Regions from separate parts of the Homo sapiens genome. Here region 2 is linked to region 1. A link is an interaction called in ENCODE POLR2A ChIA-PET data of the cell type or tissue named here. Cell type or tissue: B cell. All regions are shown on one strand.

Region 1 (2,500 bases):
AATGTTTAGCCCTCAGCTGGAACTTTAATAATATTAGTTTCCTTCTCTTCCTCCCACCTAAAGTCCCACCACTCAGAACATAAAATGTGGAATATTCACTCCATTGCTTTTACCTAAAATGTACATCATGACTTCAAATTATTCTTACTGCTTACTATTTCAAAGAGATGGTTTTTTGTCCCCCAAAATCAATCCAATGGGTTGGTCTATTCATGACCTAATCCTTGATCTTTCTTTAGAGAAATGTTAGTTCCAGGGTACTCAAAGTCTCTTGAAGCCACTTTGAAACAATGATGAATCTTGCTTCATTCAAATGTAGCCCCTTCATCTGCCCCAGACTTGGCATTGAAGCTGACCTTTTGCAGCCAAATAAACTTCAGTGCCCAGCAGATCTGATTTCAATAATCTGTCCCTCTACCCACAATTGACAGCTCCTTATTCCAGAATTTTCTATAAACTACCAGGAAAGTCCACTAGAGGTCACTTTACTGCCACATGCAATGAATGGGAATGTTGGAGCTCCACTTCCTCTAAAAAGGCTATGAATTAACAGAGTGTTGGTGTTGATGTTCTAGGAAAATATGAGAGCCAGTTGGAGAGTAATTACATATTCCCATGCCATGGCACACAGTGCTCCCAGATTTTCTGATATGTGAGGCTGAAAATTATGGAAAACTGAGAGGAAATCAGATTATTCCATCTCAAAAGCCACATTCACTACTGAGGTCTTCATACTAGATCAGATCTCAGAACTCCAGAAGTACGCTAGCGCAGGCAGGAATCCTAATTTGGAGACAGTACATTCATGGATATCAGAAGGTCTGTGAGTCTCTAAAATTGTGTGCATTTTTCTGAGGACAGAAAGAACCTCAAAAAGGTCTAAAAGATGAGAAGGTCTGTGAACCTCTAAAATTGTGTGCATTTTGCTGAGGACAGAAAGATCCTCAATAAGGTTTTAAAGAAGAGGGAGAAATCTGATTCAGGGCCATCTGACTCACGGCCACCATTGGAAGAGCACTTTTTTGTCTTTAAATCTTTTCTGACACGGAAGAAAATTCAAGGAAAAATCTGGACTGAGAAATCCCCTCCAACTCTAAGACATCTTGTTAGTCAGAGACTGGGTAAGCCCCAGTTTTTTTTTTTTTTTTTTTTTAGAAAGAGGCTGAATGGCGGAACTGAAAGGCTAGCAAAGCCTCAGCACTCACCACCAAGCTAAAAGGAACAGAATAAATGATAATTGTCAGTAGTTAAGGCAGAAAACAAAAGGAAGATAAATGAGAATGGCTCACCAGGACCTGAAACCCCAAGCACTTGGGACAAATGGGGATCATTGACATAGAAAAAGGGGTGAGACCCCCCAGGGTGATGCAGATTTGTTTGAGGCTGGGTGACCAGCCCCAGAGATAGGAGTCCTCACTGGCCAGCCCTCCCCTCCCCGGCAGCCCAGCGCGAGCTCACAATTTCTCTTCCTTCCGATGGCAGTCGTCGGCTCCTAGGGAATTAAACTGATCAAAATGGAAAGCTTGGGGTGAGCAGAGCCTGCCACCACCCCGGAGCCTGATAGTTCAGAACAGTCTAAACTGAGTAGACAGGCAACGCTGAAGGGAAAGAGAATTCGGGGAACTGCGATGTATTTCTGTTCCTTTAGAAATGGAAGGTTTGGGCTTTAATGTGATCTCAAGCCATTTGGGGGAAGTTTGGAGTTTAGAATGATTTGAAGAATAAAGGCCTTGTTTTTGACTGACTGTTATTTCAGATCTTACCCATCTATCAATTAAATCTGACTTATTAACAGTATCTGGCAAAAATTCTGTCCGTTTGAGGATGGTGTGTGGTATTCTTGTACCTAACTATTCTCCTTAACCTTTTGGGAAAATGACCATATCCGTTTGTCTTAGCACTGGGCCCCCTCAGGACTTGCAAGGCTTTTTTTTTTTTTTTTTTTTTTTTTTTTTTTTTTTTTTTTTTTTTGAGCCAGAGTCTCGTCTCACTCTGTCACCCAGGCTTGAGTGCAATGAAGCAATCTTGGCTCACTGCAACTTCCGGGTTCAAGCGATTGTCCTGCTTCAGCCTCCTGAGTAGCTGGGATTACAGGCGCACACCACCATGCCAGGCTAATTTTTGTATTTTTAGTAGAGACGAGGTTTCACCATGTTGGCCAGGCTGGTCTTGAACTCCTGACCTCATGATCCCCCCGCCCTGGCCTCCCAAAGTGCTGGGATTACAGGTGTGAGCTTCTGCGCCCGGCCAAGGACTTGCAGGGCTTAAGGAGAGAATTGTGTTTTCTATTATGTCTTAAAAGCCAGCAAACTGTAAATCCTAGAGAGGAATCATTTTCAGGAAACTAGAGATGTAGTCCAGCCTTGGAGTAGCTTGCCATCCATACAGTCTTAAAGGTACTATCAATTTCTTTTTAAATCAAAGCATCAAACAGGCACCACTGTTTGTAAGGACTTGGGGAAAAATGAGCCCAATTGATACTTCTTTTCAAGCAAGTAAC
Region 2 (2,500 bases), 880 kb before region 1:
GCAGTGAGCCAAGATCATGCCAGTGCACTCCAGCCTGGGCGACAGAGTGAGACTCTGTCTCTAAAAAAAAAAAAAAGAAAAGAAAAAAAAAAGAAACAAAAAGAAAATTGAATGCTTTTCTATTTGTCTTTGTTTTACTGATTTTGATAGTCATAGGCTTTCTGTGTTACAGATGCATTCTAAAAATTGCAATATTTGAAAGGTTTAAAAAATGGGGTGTGAAGGGGAGCTGGGCACGGTGGCTCACGCCTGTAATCCCAGCACTTTGGGAGGCTCAGGCGGGTGGATCACCTGAGGTCAGGAGTTTGAGACCAGCCTGGCCAACATGGCAAAACCCTGTCTCTACTAAAAATACAAAAAAACTAGCCAGGCATGGTGGTGTGAGCCTGTAGTCCCAGCTACTCAGGAGGCTGAGCCAGGAGAATCGCTTGTACCCAGGAGGCAGAGGTTGCAGTGAGCTGAGACTGCGTCACTGCACTCCATCCTGGGCAATAGAGGGAGACTCTGTCTCAAAAAAATTTAAAAATACCAGAAATTAGCCGGGCATGGTTGCACACACACCTGTAGTCCCAGCTGCTTAGGAGGCTAAGGCACGAGAATCGCTTGTACCCAGGAGGCAGAGGTTACAGTGAGCCAAGATCATGCCAGTGCACTCCAGCCTGGGCGATAGAGTGAGACTCTGTCTCCAAAAAAAAAAAAAAAAGGAAAAGAAACAAAAAGAAAACTGAATGCTTTTCTTTCTATTTTTATTGTTTTTCTCTGTTTTATTGTTTTTTGATAGTCATAGGCTTTCTGTGTTGCAGATGCATTCTAAAAATTGCAATATTTGAAAGGTTTAAAAAATGGGGTATGGGCCGGGCGCAGTGGCTCACGCCTGTAATCCCAGCACTTTGGGAGGCTGAGGCAGGCAGATCACAAGGTCAGGAGATCGAGACCATCCTGGCTAACACGGTGAAACCCCGTCTCTACTAAAAATACAAAAAAAATGAGCCAGGCGTGGTGGTGGGTGCCTGTAGTCCCAGCTACTCGGGAGGCTGAGGTAGGAGAATGGCTTGAACCCGGGAGGCGGAGGTTGCAGTGAGCCAAGATCGCGCAACTGCACTCCAGCCTGGGTGACAGAGCGAGACTCTGTCTCAAAAAAAAAAAAAAAAAAAAAAAGGGATATGAAGGGAGGCTGGGCACGGTGACTCACGCCTGTAATCCCAGCACTTTGGGAGGCTCAGTTGGGCGGATCACCTGAGGTCAGGAGTTCCAGACCAGCCTGGGCAACATGGTGAAACACTGTCTCTACTAAAACTACAAAAATTAGCCAGGCGTGGTAGTGGGTACCTGTAATCCCAACTACTTGGGAGGCTGAGGCAGGAGAATCACTTTAACCCAGGAGGCTGAGGTTGCAGTGAGCCGAGACTGCACCACTGCACTCCAGCCTGGGCAACAAGAGTGAAACTCCATTTAAAAAAAAAAAAAAAAAAAAAAAAAAAAAAAGCGGGGGGGCAGGAATGAAGAAAAAGGGAGATAAGAGATATTTCACAATTTGTTAATAGATAAATGAATATTTCACATTTCACATTCTAAAGAAATAAAAATAGCCTTCTTGTCCAGGACCAAAAGGAGATGTAGAAAGAAAAAGGAAAAATAAAAATAAGCTGATTAGTTTTTATCACTTGTTATAAGGAAGAAATAGCTAATGACACTAAATACTCTCTATTTAGAAGAATGTTAGAAATTAAATTCTAGGCCAGGGCGGTGGCTCATGCCTGTAATCCCAGCACTTTGGGAGGCCAAGGTGGGAAGATCACGAGGGCAAGAGATTGAGACCATCCTGGCCAACATGGTGAAACCCCGTCTCTACCAAAAATACAAAAAGTAGCTGGGCATGGTGGTGCACGACTGTAGTCCCAGCTACTTGGGAGGCTGAGGCAGGAGAATCACTTGCACTCGGGAGTTGGAGGTTGCAGTGAGCCAAGATCACGCCACTGTACTCCAGCCTGGCAACAGAGCAAGACTCTGTTTCAAAAAAAAAAAAAGAAATTAAATTCTAAAAAGCCCATTGCTCATAGCTCTAAGTTCAAGATTAAAGCAATAATTCGTGTTAATTAATGCCTGTCCCTCTATCTTCTCTCCTTAATTGTCTCCAGCTAAGAAAGTATCAGAGCTGGAAAATCCACCATTACCGTTTCCAACTCAAATGGGCTTCCAGGACACCCAGGTTGTCCTTAATTCCCTCTGCAGATGTACCTCCTTGTAATCCGCAAAAGCCGTCATTCCACCCCATTCCCAATTACCTGGCCAGCCATTTGCCTGTTGCTACTGAAGTCTCTAGTTCCTCCTCCTCAAGGGCACCAGAGTAACATTCAACCTAACATCCAGCCTGCACTCCTGCTCATCTTAGCTAAAACAACACCTTTTCCTGTTTTATTTTCCTAGTAGCTATATTTTCTGTATATATAAAAAAAAGTTCTCTTGTTTGTTTACACATTTGCTGTCAGTTCTTGTTACA

The links. Peaks named below come from ENCODE experiments on the same cell type or tissue, not always from the same donor. Only the 100,000 strongest peaks of a DNase experiment are listed, where the experiment ranks them.
Region 2: POLR2A ChIA-PET joins it to region 1 with 15 read pairs; 2 of 35 experiments call an interaction of 5 or more read pairs at or near these places.

Annotation. Positions count from the first base shown.
Region 1 is chr12:95,573,020-95,575,519 of GRCh38, reverse strand. No RefSeq gene overlaps it. Among named protein-coding and RNA genes, the nearest start is that of USP44, 23 kb to the right of the region's middle. RefSeq lists an enhancer at 1,266-1,395. In B cell, a CTCF peak has its summit at 508 (motif pointing right); a DNase peak (open chromatin) is centred at 1,159; H3K4me3 peaks cover 1,171 bases; H3K27ac peaks cover 2,428 bases.
Region 2 is chr12:96,457,514-96,460,013 of GRCh38, reverse strand. No RefSeq gene overlaps it. Among named protein-coding and RNA genes, the nearest start is that of CFAP54, 31 kb to the left of the region's middle. In B cell, no CTCF peak of the experiment used is centred here; no DNase peak of the experiment used is centred here.